2 separate regions of the Homo sapiens genome follow, and region 2 is linked to region 1. Evidence: read pairs that join two places in POLR2A ChIA-PET (ENCODE). Cell type or tissue: GM12878. All regions are shown on one strand.

Region 1 (8,000 bases):
TTTAGTATCATTTTCTTCACTGGAGTAACACATACTACATACAAATGAAAGAAAAATTTAAAAATAAAAATTAAAGCAAAATGATAGCCCTACCCAGTCACTTACTTCCTTCTAGTTTGCTTTCCTGTGAGATAAAACATTTCACTCCAGTGTTTCTTTTGATCCTTAATGACTTACATGTTTCTACAGCTGTATTTATATGCTATTTCATGTTTCAAATTTTGTAATTCTTTTAACATACATGTCCATGTACTAACATTTCTGTATACTTTGTTTATGATGAGAATCAAGTATTTGGTTATATTGATATATTTTACTTAATTCTTCCACTGTTAGCAATTGGGCTGTTTTCAGTTTTTGACAATCATGACTAGCCTACGCATAGCCTGTGAAAGAGACTGTCTACTTCAATCAACACTTTTCCTACATGGTAGTTCTGTGGTTTGTGGTAACTGTTAACCAGTGACCCGCCTGGCATAAAATATACATTCAATCTGAGCCAAGAAGTAACCTACAACATGCCAAGGACCTGCCAAATAGATCACTGTGTTGATCCAGTAAGACAATACTAGGCTGCTATTTGACCCTTACAACCAACTGCTTTTGACTTCGGGCAGAGCTTCTTTTATTTCAAAGGCTGAAAAATACTTGTCACTCTCAGGGGTTCACACAAAACTAGGATACAGTCTAGTACTAGGCATGTTAAGTGCTCACATATTTTTGGAATGAACTAGTTTCGTTTCACTAGGGGCAGATATAAATTATGAAATTCAGTTTGCACTGAATACTAACCTCTTCTTTTTCCAAGAACTCTCTGACGTCAGGGTCCTGTAACATGGTAGGATGATTTACAATCCTCTGAAGGTACCTAAAAGGTAAGCAGTTATCATCTGGTTAGTTGAGCTGGCCTCAGAAGGTTCTGGGCGTCACACAGTGCTGGCAGTGATACCATGTCTTCTGTACTTTTTGTACTTAAAGTACCCTAAGATAAGGTACTTAAGTAGGTCTCTCCTTGTAAGCATATTCAAGTTCACATTCCTGACATTTCCAAAAAGGGAGGGAAAAATAACTGGTCAGAAAGAAACCTCAGAGCCATTCATATTTGATTGATTGTCTAAGAATATGACTGCCTGCTCACTCAGGATGGGGAAAAAACAGAAGATGGTCTATTCTCAAGGTGGGAAAATAAGCGACTCAGGAAAAGTTAAGAGATAATATGGAGGTGTGCAACTTCAATTTATTCACGTTTCATCTCTAACTCAATGGACTGTCTCGTCATTTAGACTCACTTTTCAGCTTTTCATTTGTCCTCACATTATTCAGGAAAATGGCTGCATGGCACTTACCTTTCTAAAGCGGCCCTCCGTTTTTCAAGAAATTCTGCAGAAGAAGAATCTTCCTTCCCAACTTTCACTTTTGTCATCCCTAGAATGGAATTTAAAAAGCAAAATAACCATAAATCATCATGAAGAGGATAAATCTTTTTTTTTTTTAAGTGTCAACAGGAGGAAAGGCAGTGAGGCTAGCACACAGCCTAAGGCCACTTCTATGTTATATGCAGGGATGAACAAAAGGTTCTTTACATGAGAGCCACTTTTGAAAACTAGTCTCTAAGTGCTGAAGGTTCTAAACTCTAGGACTTGCAGAGTAAACATTTTCTTAAAAAGGCGGCCATGGAACCCTGAGTACAAACATCAACTGATGTTAATGAAGAGGCTCCTGGCCGGGCGCAGTGGCACACACCTGTAATCCCAGCACTTTGGGAGGCCAAGGCGGGCGGACCACGAGGTCAAGAGATCAAGACCATCCTGGCCAACGTGGTAAAACCCTGTTTCTACTAAAAATACAAAAATTAGCTGGGCATGGTGGCGGGCACCTGTAGTCCCAGCTAAGCGGGAGGCTGAGGCAGGAGAATCTCTTGAACCCGGAAGGTGGAGGTTTCAGTGAGCTGAGATCGCGCCACTGCACTCCAACCTGGTGACAGAGCGAGACTCCACCTCAAAAACAAACAAACAAACAAAAACCAAAAAACCAACCAAACAAACAAACAAAATGAAGAGGTTTCTTCCTCTGACCCCTAATCCAATGTAGTCTATTTCAATCTGGAGGCAACCGCAATCATGTAAGACTCCTGAAGACCAACAGAAAACAAACGAACATCTCTGGAGGCTAAACCCAGAGCTCCTACTGCACCCAAGGAGAACATGCCAAAATATGCTATTTTTCTCTAGACCTCCAGTGTAGGAAAACACTGGAAATGTCTCTTTTCTAACCACAAGACTGTTAATAGAAGTAGTCTCATATACTGAACAGTGAGTGAATTTTGGAGAGAATGCAAAGGAAAACAATCCAAGTGGAATGAAAGACCACAGGCTTACCTATGAGGCTCTTCTCCGGGGGCGGAGGGACAATGAAGCCATTCTGAGAGTGCTTCTCGGAAAGCTTCTCATAAAGACCCAGAAAGTCACTAAATCTTCTTTTTACTGCAAACTGTTTGCTTCTGAACAATGGTAAGCTTGTCTTGGGGACAGGAAAAAACACAAGGCAATTTCATTCCAAATAGGGGATGGTATCTTGAAAGTCATCCTATTGACATTAAAGAAACCCATTTCCCAGATCCCTGCCCTTCAGTCACCTGGCAAATAACTTTCTCCAAGGCAGAGAGTCTTAAACTTTTTAAAACTATAGTTCCCCTTTGGCAGTCTGGGAGCCTAAGGAGCTCTTCTCAGAATAATGATTTTAAATGCAAAAAATATATAGGATTATAAAGGCAATCAATTAAATTCAAATACATCTGAAGCCATGGTGACCCTTGAGAAAAAAAAATTCAAATACAGTTTCATTCCCAGGTTAAGAACTCTTGTTCTAAAGAAAGAAATGTTCAGTTCTAGTTTAAAGCTAGAATTCTATAGTAACCAGTAACCCATTCATCTTTTATTGACTATTTTTTTTTGGAGACAGGATCTCACTTTGTTGCCCAGGCTGGAGTGCATTGGTGCGATCACAGCTTACTGCAGCCTCAAACTCCTGGGCTTAAGCGATCCTCCCACCTCAGCCTCCCAAGTAGCTAGGAATACAGGCACACGCTACCATGCCCAGCTCATTCTTCACTGCTTTTTTTTTTTTTTTTTTTTGAGATGGAGTCTCACTCTGTCACCCAGGCTGGAGTGCAGTGGTGCAATCTTGGCTCACTGCAACCTCCACCTCCCAGGTTCAAGCAATTCTCTTGTCTCAGCCTCCTGAGTGGCTGGGATTACAGGCTCCTGCCACCAGGCCCAGCTAATTTTTATAGTTTTTTAGTAGAGATGGGGTTTCACCATGTTGGCCGGGCTGCTCTCGAACTCCTGACCTCAGGTGATCCACCTGCCTCAGCCTCCCAAAGTGCTGGGATTACAGGCGTGAGCCACTGCGCCAAGCCTCATTGACTTATTTAAGGGTATTAGCTGCTGGAATTACAGCAGCCAAACTAAAGACAGACAAAAAGTGCTTCTAAGAAGGGGAAGCAGGTGATGAGCAGGGTGGGAATTGGATGAAATGTCTAAGCTGTAGACAGTAACCTCTAAAGTATCATAATCTAGAGCTCACAGGACGCAGGCCAACAAGTAGTAGAGAGACAATACAAAGCAGATTTCTACCAAAAAAGTTAGGGCTACATCACAATGAGAGTTCACTTTAAACTCACCAGATAGGCAAAATTTAAGGAGGTTGGCCTCACCAATTGCTGGCAAGGAAGTGAATCAATGGGAACTTTTATACACTGCTGATGGGGTACAAATTGGTACAAAGACTTTAAAAAACAGTTTGTATTCCTTGTGTCCAATATTTGCAGTACCTATGACCCACGGGAATTACTCCTGGTTACATACTCTAGAGAAATCCTTCTACGTGTGTACTAGAGATGTGCAAGAAAGTTCCCAGTTACAAAAACCAGAAACATGTTGACAGCAGAAAATGTTCACAACAGGAAAACATAAATATTTTGTGGTATATGAACTAACTACAGCCATGACCATCAAGGATGGGTGAGAGAAACAATGCTAAATAAAGCAAGCACAATTATCAGCATGATACTATTTTTTTTTTTTTTTTTTTGAGACAGAGTCTCCCTCTGTCGCCCAGGCTGGAGTGCAGTGGCGCGATCTCGGCTCACTGCAAGCTCCGCCTCCCGGGTTCACGCCATTCTCCTGCCTCAGCCTCCCCAGCAGCTGGGGCTACAGGTGCCTGCCACCATGCCCAGCTAATTTTTTTGTATTTTTAGTAGAGACAGGGTTTCCCTGTGTTAGCCAGGATGGTCTCGATCTCCTGACCTTGTGATCTGCCCGTCTCAGCCTCCCAAAGTGCTGGAATTACAGGCGTGAGCCACCGTGACCGGCCCCCATGATACTATTTTTATGAAACTCAAAACAAAGCAAAACAGTCATATATATATATATATATATATATATATATATGTAAAGATTTCTTATAAAGGAAATGAGAGACAACTCAGGAGAAAGGACACCTCTAAGGTATGAGGCAGGGGATATGATGGAAAAACACGCAGGTGGATCCAATGATACTCAACTTTAAGACTAGTGGTAAGTTTAGGGCTTCATTTATTATGCTTCCTAACTTGTATACAACATTGTATACATTTTGTATGCATTAATATTATATACAAAAGAAGAGCAGACTAGAGGGGCAAAAGGTTAAGTATTTAAAAAAGCTCTCTGAAACCTCAGAAGCATTGAAGATTTTAAAAGATGGTTTAGGGCAATCTGTGAATCTAGCTCCAAACCACATGGTTCTCTAAGAGGGATGGGGCTGTATCAGATATACCACGAGTTAATAGAATCACACTGAAATGTTAGCTTTCTGGAAGAGTATTAAAAAGACTCAGTCTGGAGTACCCAGATGAGATTACCAAGGGGATGCAGGCTTGCTCTATCTTGAGTAAACATGAAGATGTTGGCAAAGAAACAAAGGAGATACCCAGAAATAATCTGAATGATGACCTTGGTATAAGCACCAAAGTCTATGAAGATGGTCATCAGCAGGGTCACCTGGACTCACCTGTGTTGTAACTTTGTAGGCTACATATGCATTCATACCATCCCCTGTGAGAGAACAAGAAAGCAGAAGATTATCTTGTAAACCAAAGCAGTGCCAATCCAGCTAACATTTGACCAGGAATCATAAAAGCCATAGGAACCCTGGATAAGAAGGGATGCTTGTTTCATCTCCAAGCTTTATATGCAATCTTAGAATCCAGTTCCTACTTTGCCTCAGGGCCTCTGTGGCACATAGCAAGCCCCCATGGATGCTGGCTGAGCCCCAGTTTGAGTTACACAAGAGAGTCAGCCCTCTGTTCCAAAGCCAGGCCAGGCTCCATTTATACCCTCCACAAAGCAGCACTGGATACTGACAATCCATCAGTTGTTACCATGCCAATATTTGGGCTGGTTACACACATCTGTCCAAAACCAAACAATTCTCTTGCTGTATAAAGCAGGAGGAGAAGGAAGCAACTGATATAAAAGGAAACAAGTAGTTCTACCCTAGGCTAGCTCTGGGCTCGATTTGCTCTTTCAGAAATATCGTCACAACCCCCTCCATTGGTGCCGGGGGGGACACTGACCTCTCTGATCTAGCATGTTCACCAAGAGCAAAGGGTCTGGCAGGAAGACACTTTGGCTGCCTAATGTCACACAAATCTCCCTTTCCTGGAGCAATTATTTTTATGAAGAAGTCTTTGACTGTTAAATAATTTGGGATTCAAGCTATTGTTTTTCTCTGTGGTGATGTCCTGACCTAGACCACTTAAGGAGATAAAGATGCCATTGATATCCTGAGCACTGAAAAGACATATTCTGGAATCCAAACAGACACAGCTCCAGTGCTGGACTATGGTGTTTGGGGTTGGTTTTGTTCCCTGCCTCCCCCACCCTTGATTCCTTCCCACATCAAACCGGAAAACCTAGGTCAACAGTTACCAGCTGCTTAAGCCCCTGAACTGGTTCTGGGGTGAGGGGTGAGGGGCCAAGGGAAGGAAGAGCAGGCAGTACTGGATCAGCAGCTTCCCACATTACAACTTGGTTTCAGTAAGATGGCTGGAAATGCCTGCTTTTTGAAAAATTTACCAAGAATTTGAAGATTACACAGGAATACAGGGCTTGTCTGCTATACTTCCCCAGCCCCTACCAAAAGGGTGTATATAAAACAGAAACCATAAGCTAAACTTTAGAAATTATTTTATACTGATTACCAACTTTAGTTCTCTTCTAAACCACCTTATTAACATTACCCAATACTACTAAGGATGTTTACTACTGATAAAAGAAAAAAAAAAAAGAAATCTAAGTTTATTTTATAGAAGTAATATTCAAAATTTCATTCACAGCAGAATAGTTATGGTCAAATGTCCAAGAAGTCAATCCCATAATTTAGTGCCTGCAGTTAAGAAAGTCTAAATGCAAACACAGAGAAAACAGAAAAGCAGGATCTTCAGATATTTTGTTTCTCAGCTGCTTTTACTTAGGCAATGTACATGAAAAGAGACATACTGCATGTACATAGAGAGCACACAGATCTGCAAATAAGCTAGTAATACAAGGTTTTAAATTTACGTAAATTTCCAGAATAATTTCAGAGTTGAAGATAACATATGCAAATTACCAAGGCTCTAAAAAGCATATCCTGGTAAAAGTTGAATTCTAAATTATTTAGACGTGTGCAGGAACAAGAAGCACATGTTGAATAAACAGCCCACACAAACAGAATGCGTTGTTATAAAGATCAGGCCTTGAATATGAAAATATTTTAATTAGCTGGTTTCTTGGCATCAACATGACTAAGAATCTAGACTACAGGGCAAGGAGGTGAAAACTTATCACCAAGAGTGATTTGTGTTTAAATGCATCTGATCCATGGGCTGTTTAAATTACTCTCTGTAATGGGATAAATTGTGTCCCCTTCAAAATAGGTACATTTTACGTTCTAACTCCCAGTTCCTCAGAATGTGATCTTACAGGGTCTTTACCGATGTAACTGAGTTAAAATGAAGACATTAGGGTGGGCCCTACTCCACTCAGGTTGGTGTCCTTATTTGTTAAAGAGGGAATGTGCACACAGAGATAGACATGCATAGAGGGAAGGCAATGTGGAGACGCTTAGGAAGGATGCCACATGACAGCAAAGGCAGAGACTGAAGTGATGCATCGACAAGCCGAGGAAGGCCTGAGACTGCCAGAAGCTGGGAGAGAGGCATGAACAGTCCTTCCCTAGCACCTTCACAGGGAGAATGGCCTGCCGACACCAGGATTTGAGATTTCTGGCCTCCAAAACTGTGAGAAATTTCTGTTGTTTTAACCAGTTTGTGGTACTTTGCTACAGCAGCCTTAGGAAACCAGTATGTTCCCTCTCCTGGTTCAGACATCATGACTTATTACATTTTAAGAGAATAAGTGCCATTCATTCATCTTATTCCACCAAGGATTTAAAGCGGTGAATAACTAGCTTAAAATTAATGTGTTTATAGACTATCCATAAATATTAGAGAAGCAAGAGAGAATCTAGACATATAATCCAAAGTCCTGGTCCAGGATCTATCATGGGCCACACTGTGCCCTACCAGGAAAGCTACTTCCTTTTTGGTCCTCAATTTCCTTTTCTGTTAGATGACAGAACTGTGTAAGACGCTCAAAAACATCCTACCAGTCCAACAGTCTGGGAAAAGTAAAACTCAACAGTTCAAATTAAAAAAAAATTTTTTTTCTTTTTGAGACAGGATCTCACTCTGTTACCCAACGTGGAGTGCAGTAGTATTACCTCAGCTCACTGCAGCCTTGACCTTCCAGGCTCAAATGATCCTCCCACCTCGGCCTCCCAAGTACGTGGGACTACAGGCATGTACCGCCATGCCTCTGTAATTTTTTATTTTTTTGTAGAGACAGGGCTAATTTTTTACTTTTTGTAGAGTCATGGTCTTGCCATGTTGGGCAGGCTGGTCCTGAACTCCTGGG
Region 2 (8,000 bases), 500 kb after region 1:
AGTCTGGGCGACAGAGCGAGACCCTGTCTCAAAAAAGAACATAAGAAACTTGAGGGCCTGAACTGTGTCAGTCAGACCCTATCCTTTCAAAGATGTGGATATTGGAGAAGCCTCTTATTTTGAAACAAGTTACCGAGTTTAGATACAACTTTTTAAAAAATTTTTATGAATAAAGAGCCTGTGATGTTTTGCAGAGAAACAGCTTCACACTTTTTATTTATTCAGAACGTGGTGTACCTTTCCAGAATAGCAGCTTTAGCCTCAGTTGAGTTATATGTGTCATTGCCATTCCACCATAATAAGCTAAATGACTGATCAGAAAATATAAAAGCACTGTGTTGTGTGGTGCATAACATTTCCACATGTTTTTGTTTTGTTTTTTTCAGATCGCCTGATAGGCTTGCCAGAGGGGCGTGCTCGCAATCACAATCGACCGCAACAAATCCCTGTCCTGGCTGGAGTAATCATAGAAGATGTGGCAGTTGGAGCTGAACACACACTTGCTTTGGCATCAAATGGAGATGTGTATGCCTGGGGGAGCAATTCAGAAGGGCAGGTAAATATTTATATTGCTTGCTGCTTTCTCATATTCTAGAAATCTCACAGTGTTCCTCAGTTGGGGAAAGAGATAAGCTAGGAAATTCATAATCTACTGCAATACTCCAAGCACATCACTTTGCTATGGGACTGATTATTTTGTAAGTCTAGTTATGTCTTTCTCTCTCGACTGCGGCCAAAGAAGTATTATACCATGGTTTAAAACAATTCTGGTAGTACAGCAAAGTGATTAAGGGGATTGGCTGAGTATTTATGTGTGTGTCCTCATACACTGTTAAGTGCCTGGCATGTAGTAAGCTGCAGTATGTAAGGATTTGCTACTGTCAACATTATCATCATTACTACAGCAAGATGTGAGATTAGGTCCTGGGAACATCAGTTGATATGGGAAAAAGAATGAAACAATAATATTTTTATATTTTATAATATGATGGCATACAAAGTATCTTTAGGTTTTTGCAGGAAGTCTTGTCACTCCCATTATTTATAGGATTAAACTGAGCCTCTGAGATACTGATAAGAGACTCAAGAGGTTGATGTATTCACCCTCCTCTATTTATGAAGGAGGGAGAGACCTTGGTGTGAGATGTCTGAGATGCTATGACGGTGACTTTTAGCTCCACATGCAGAGCCACTTCCCCTTCCTCCAAAAATCCTCTCTTGGTCTGGCTTCCCCTAGTGCCAGGGACCCTTAAGTTCAAGGTCTAGCATTATTCATATTAGCCTCAGTTTGACTCCTGTGGTCTCCTCATCACTGCATTAACAGACAAGGAAGCTGCTCGTCATTGTGGTTGCACTCTTACTGAGAGGAGAGTTAATGTTGAAGGCACCTTTGGGAGTTTCCTGGCAGTGCCGTGACGTGATCCTTCCTAATGATGTTGATTTGCTTAGCTGCTGAAACACTGGCTGTCCCAGTCAGACCCTAAGTATAGAGGTTTGGAGATTAGAATTTGCTTCCATATATGTTTTTGTATATGTTTATTTATTGTTACACAGAAATCAGTGTGTTTTAAGTAAAAGCTCCATAGATCATTCTGTTATTACTTAACTTTCCAAGAATTCATTTCCTTTCCGTAAGTGGAATCCAAGGATGTGTTTAGTCATTAAGACTCATCTGCTAGATTTGGAATGGCCTTGTTGCAGCTTAGTTTTTAGCAGTCGGAGCTGTGAGGACTGTTATGATAAAGAAAATCAGAATGTATTTTATTATTGGGGGCTGGGCGTGGTGGCTCACACCTGTAATCCCAGCACTTTGGGAGGCCAAGGTGGGTGGATTGCCTGAGCTCAGGAGTTCAAGATCAGCCTGGCCAAGATGGTGAAACCCCATCTCTACTAAAAATACAAAAATTAGCCAGGTGTGGTGGCGGGCACCTGTAATCTCAGCCACTTGGGAGGCTGAGGCAGAAAATTGCTTGAACCAGGGAGGCAGAGCTTGCAGTGAGCTGAGATTGTGCCACTGCACTCCAGCCTGGACAACAGAGCAAGACTCCATCTCAAAAAAAAAAAAAAAGAATGTGTTTTATTGATGCTGATGCATGGTACAGTTATTAACTTATTTATGTCTGCCACCATCTAAGAAAAATTTCATATTGACTTCCTCTCTTCCTCTTTCTAATTGAATGTCTGTATATTTGTGATTTATTCCCAGCTCGGCTTAGGCCATACCAACCATGTTCGAGAACCAACCCTGGTAACAGGTCTGCAAGGGAAAAATGTTCGGCAGATCTCGGCTGGCCGCTGCCACAGTGCTGCATGGACAGCACCACCTGTCCCACCAAGAGCACCAGGTGAGGAATGAAATATTCATGCTCCTGCAGCGTTTCTTTTTTAGCAGTACCCCATGGCACTGTCTGCTTGCCAGTTCCCAACTGTATCCAGCATCGTTGTGAAACCATCAAGCCTTCTGCCACACAAAGCATTCTTTGTGCTACTAGCACTGGAAGTATTTTCATAGCAGGCATTTGTTCTGCTGACATCAGTATGAACCACGTCCTCTCTGCACTCCCAAAAGCAGAATACATATTACTTATGCAAGCAAAAATTTATAATTTTAGCAGCAACTAAGTTTTTTTTTGAGATGGAGTCTTGCTCTGTCACCTAGGCTGGAGTGCAGTGGTGTGATCTCAGCTCACTGCAGCCTCCGCCTCCCAGGTTCAAATGACTGCTGCCTCAGCCTCCCAAGTAGCTGGGACTACAGGCATGCACTACCATTCCTGGCTAATTTTTTCTGTTTTTAGTAGAAACGGGGTTTCGCCATGTTGGCCAGGCTGGTCTCAAATTCCTGACCTCCAGTGATCCGCCCGCCTCAGCCTCCCAAAGTGTTAGGATTACAGGCATGAGCCACAGCGCCTGGCCGGTATTTTTAATATATAAAAGAAATGACAAATTATAGCTTTCTAAGGCCCACTGTTAGAAATAAAGATTAAAAGCCCTGAGACCATTTGTCAAATTCCTCACCTTAGTTAACCATTTGAAACATGATGTCTGTGCATTGGCACAGCAGTCAACTTGCTGCCATTTTATTCCTGTGTTTAGCAAGACTGGTGGGCTACTTCAAGCTTTTTGTTGTTTGTTTTATTTTTAATTTATTATGAAATTTTTGTATAGCTACACAAAGATTTAAAGAAAACCATAATACATACTTGTGTGCTCAACACCCAACTGTGGGCCCTTTCTGATTTGATCTATCTTCCATTCCTTCCAGATGTAGCTGTTACCTTAATGTTGTGACATTTGTCATTCTTACACATTTCTTCATATTTGGGCAGTTTCCTTTTTTTTTTTTTTTTCGAGACAGAGTCTCACTTTGTTGCCCAGGCTGGAGTGTAATGGCGCAATCTCGGCTTACTGCAACCTCTGCCTCCCGGGTTCAAGCGATTCTCCTGCCTCAGCCTCCCACGTAGCTGGGATTACAGGCATGTGCCACCACGCCCAACTCATTTTAATATTTTTAGTAGAGATGGTGTTTCGCCATATTGGCCAGGCTGGTCTTGAACTCCTGACCTCAAGTCTGGAGTTCAAGCCTCAGCGTCCCAAAGTGCTGGGATTACAGGTGTGAGCCACTGTGTCCAGCCTATTGGACAAGGCCCTCAAGCCTTGTCTTTCTACCATCTTCTGGTGTCTAAGGCACTAGAATTTCCCTGAAGCAACATTGTGCCTAAGAGCTCAGCATTCTCTTCCAGTTTTGTTAACCCCTCTATTTCTTAGGGGGGGTCCTAAGATTCCCCATAGGGATTTTGTTTCTTAGATATCTAAGAGAGAAAAGTGGGAATTCCAGGTAGATGCCAAACAAGCAGGAAATGGTTTCTATTAACAGAATCTAGAATGAGCAGAGCTGCCTACGCACTGACAATTTCAGGTACTCAGTGGCTTCAGAGGGATTTCACTTCCACTTTAGGGCAGAAGCTATCCAGTGTGACAGGTAAAGGTTCAAGCTCTGGGGCCACATTGCTGGGGCTGAATCCCAGCTCCTCCACATATGATCTGAGTGACCTTGAGACTCAGTGTTTTGTCTGTAAAATGAGGATAATAATAGCACCTACTGCAAAGAGCTGTAGAAGTAAGTGGCCCCATTCATGTAAAGCTCTTAGAATAGTGCCAGGCACATAGAAGGTACTCAGTAAATGTTAGTTTTTACTACGAACAATAATAATAAATCTAGGAATTGCACTGTACCAGTCTTTATTTACAGGAAACTGAAGTGAGTTTGTATCTTGTTTTTATTCTTTTATGTGTTTTTATAGGAGGGTAGCTGTGGCTGCAGGCCTTGTAGTCTTTGCTTCTTACAGAACTCTTATTCTTGTAGTAAAAGCCTCATGAATCATGCACCTATATGTTTCTGTCATGAATACTTGCTATCAGATCCCTAGTGAATATGGAGTTGGCTCTGCTAAGTTTCCCATTTCCATTTTCCAGAACTGCCTACTTAGTCCTTGCCCACATTTGTGGTATTATGAAGATGACAATTATTAAATATGAAAGGAAAAATTTGGCTTTATTTTTGTGAAAGAACTGCCTAAGTTCTATTGTTAAATAAAATGGGAAACAAAAAGAGAAAATACCAGGTTTCATTTCCATAATAATGAAGACATTTTATTTTATTTTATTTTTTTCTCCGCCCCCTGATAAAGACATTTTAAAAACCAACACAAATGCACACACCAAACTAAGATGAATCGATGGATAGAGGTTTGAATGGGTGTCCATTGTGTAATTATCTCAACTTCTCTGTATGCTTGAAATTTTTCAAAATGTGAAAAGTGAAAGCAATGCTGTTTCCTTCATAAGTGCCCATTTGCTTTCTGGACAGGTGTGTCAGTACCTCTGCAGCTGGGCCTGCCTGACACAGTGCCCCCCCAGTATGGGGCGCTGAGAGAAGTCAGCATTCACACGGTGCGGGCCAGGCTCCGGCTGCTCTACCACTTCTCTGACCTCATGTACTCATCCTGGAGACTGCTGAACCTTAGCCCCAACAACCAGGTAACAGACTGGCGTGGTAAGCAGCCAGGCACAGACTGGCTTGGTAAGCAGTGCCCGTGACATGCTCGCCAGGCCCCAGGGCCTTTCCCTCTGCCTTTGGAAAATTCTTTCATGGCTAATAAGATAACACTTCTATTCCCATTTTATTGCTGTGTTAGGGACAGTCTAGAGGTTGGACATGATGCTGCTGGACAGAGTGGTCTTCCTTCTGTGTTTTGGTTTATCCAGAAATCAAGTATGAATGGCTACGCATACTACACATACCATTTCTTTCTTTTTTTTTTTTTTTTTGAGATGGAGTCTCACTCTGTCGCCCAGGCTGGAGTGCAGTGGCGCAATCTCAGCTCACTGCAACCTCTGCCTCTTGGGTTCAAGCAATTCTCCTGCCTCAGCCTCCTGAGTAGCTGAGATTACAGGCCTGGGCCACCATGCCTGGCTAATTTTTGTATTTTTAGTAAAGATGGGGTTTCACCATGTTAGTCAGGCTGGTCTCGAACTCCTGACCTCAAATGATCCCCCCCACCTCCACCTCCCAAAGTGCTGAGAATACAGGTGTGAGCCACCGCTCCCAGCCACTTCTACAAAGTCTGCCAGCCACTTCTACCAGCCATTTCTACAAAGTCTAAAATATGATTTTAAAATGTAAGCACACAAAGCTGTTGGAACCACAGTCAGGGTTGTTACATAAATTAATCTGAGAAATTTCAGATACTTTTTTCTCTTCTTACAAATTAGCATTCTGGGTCTTGGGGAAAGGGAGGTCGGGGAAATAAAGTAAATTTTGCTGATTTGTCTATCTTTATGGACTAGTCCAGTAACAAAGTGGCTAGCTATTGTGTGTGCGTGCGTGTGTGTGTGTGCATGCGTGAGATTTGACAAATCACTGCTAGAAATAGATAGGCAGCAGAGTCCTGTGCAGCACTAAACAGAGTGTTAGCAAACTGTAATTAGTGGAAGAAATGTTTATAATGTAAAGTTAACTGAGAAAGGCAGCTCAGAATGATATTAACTGTGAAAAATGTTATGTGTGCATACACAGAAGAGAACTGGAAGGAAATAGATGAAATTATTAATGGGGCATCTCTATATGGTAGGATTTGGAATTACTTAATTTGTGCATACATGTGTGTATCCTTCTCTGTATTTTCTAAGGTTTTTAAAAATGGTAATTATATATTTTATCAGAAGAAAAATTTAAAGGTTACTAATAGTTCCTAATCCTGAGTTTATGCTCTTAAAGTGCATTTTTAAAATAATGTATGTTCTTTTTTCAATTTTTCAAATAATATTGAGACAGGGTCTCACTCTGTGCCCAGGCTGGAGTGCAGTAGCATTATCTCAGCTCACTGCAGCCTCAACCTCCTTGGACTCAGGTGATCCACCCACCTCAGCCTCCTGAGTAACTGGGAGTACAGGCACATGCCACCATGCCCAGCTAATTTTTGTGTTTTTGTAGAGATGGGTTTTGCCATGTTACCCAGGCTAGTCTTGAACTCCTGGGCTCAAGCGATCCGCCCACCACAGCCTCCCAAAGTGCTGGGACTACAGGCATGAGCCACTGCGCCCAGCCAAAATAATGTATGTTCTATAAGTGAAAATTGTTATTTCTTTTAAGCCTAGATTGTACCATTTCTGATAACCGTACCTTCTGTTACAGAACAGCACATCCCATTATAATGCTGGAACTTGGGGCATTGTACAGGGACAACTTCGGCCTTTGTTAGCCCCAAGAGTCTACACTCTGCCAATGGTGCGCTCCATAGGAAAAACCATGGTTCAAGGCAAAAACTATGGACCTCAGATAACTGTAAAGAGGATATCAACCAGGTTAGCATATGTATGTGTGTTTGACTAATGAGCTGTGATTTTTTCAGATGGATGTTATTACTAATTTCTGTGAGTCTTGGTTTCCTCACTTCTAAGGCAGGGTAGATAGTAATAGTACTTACATTAGTACCTGGTGTGGTTACAGTGGGCCTAGCACAGTGCTTGCCTGTTAAACTAGCTTTTTCATTCACTGATGGGAAGATATCATGTGATTTTGGGGAAATTGGTAAGAGTTGTATTTCATTGCTTTCTCCCTTTCTTTTAAAGAGGACGGAAGTGTAAGCCTATTTTTGTCCAAATAGCGAGACAAGTAGTTAAGCTGAATGCTTCAGACCTCCGCCTGCCTTCCCGAGCGTGGAAGGTTAAGCTGGTTGGAGAAGGGGCTGATGATGCTGGAGGAGTGTTTGATGACACCATCACAGAGATGTGCCAGGTATATTCCTGCAGTGTCCCCTGCTGAGTTATCTAGTCTGCTAGTGGCCATTTTGCTGTTTCCAGTGATCACTCTGCCAGGCATGTTTTTATAAATGTAGCAAGGATGCATTTGTGAGCCTCATATAAAGTGATGCTGTTAGTGATACGTAGGTAAATTAGAGCAACAGCTTTTGAAACGCTTTGTCAAGATACCTTACTACATAAATATCAGTTCTTAGGCATCTACCAATGACTCACCATCTGTTGTGTTATAATATTGGCAGAATAACAATGGCATATATGTACATTTATGTAACAGACAAATCCAGGAGCACCCATGTGCTCTGATTTATTCTGGTGCTTTTAGAACAAAGTAGAACTGCCAGATTCCAGGGGAGTTAGAAAAATAAAGTTACGAACTGGTCTTAAAATTAGACCAGTTCTAATTTTAATATCTGCATTGGCAGCTTTGCTTCCAGATCAGCTCTGTCCTTTCCAGCATTACCTAGTATCAGGATTTTTCCAGTAAACCCTGTGACTAAAATAATGGTTGGCTATCATTACTGATTCGATTTGAACATCACTACACTCTTTTCACAGCCACCACTACTCCTGCCCTGGATTGACTTTCTCATTCCTTTTGGTTCTTCATACATGAATGCTTTCCATATGGGGGATTTCCTAATTTCATTTTAAATTGAAACCACAAAAATAAAGTATGA

The links. ChIA-PET counts read pairs that join two places held together with the same protein. Peaks named below come from ENCODE experiments on the same cell type or tissue, not always from the same donor. Only the 100,000 strongest peaks of a DNase experiment are listed, where the experiment ranks them.
Region 2: POLR2A ChIA-PET joins it to region 1 with 7 read pairs; 3 of 35 experiments call an interaction of 5 or more read pairs at or near these places.

Annotation. Positions count from the first base shown.
Region 1 is chr15:64,120,599-64,128,598 of GRCh38, reverse strand. It overlaps SNX1 (sorting nexin 1), which reads right to left. Exons shown (of 15, transcript NM_003099.5): 5 at 5,053-5,096; 6 at 2,379-2,520; 7 at 1,347-1,425; 8 at 793-868. Among named protein-coding and RNA genes, the nearest start is that of SNX22, 27 kb to the left of the region's middle. In GM12878, no CTCF peak of the experiment used is centred here; no DNase peak of the experiment used is centred here.
Region 2 is chr15:63,623,022-63,631,021 of GRCh38, reverse strand. It overlaps HERC1 (HECT and RLD domain containing E3 ubiquitin protein ligase family member 1), which reads left to right. Exons shown (of 78, transcript NM_003922.4): 69 at 387-556; 70 at 2,207-2,345; 71 at 4,868-5,037; 72 at 6,695-6,864; 73 at 7,132-7,297. Among named protein-coding and RNA genes, the nearest start is that of USP3-AS1, 26 kb to the right of the region's middle. In GM12878, no CTCF peak of the experiment used is centred here; DNase peaks (open chromatin) are centred at 1,401 and 3,931; H3K27ac peaks cover 1,319 bases.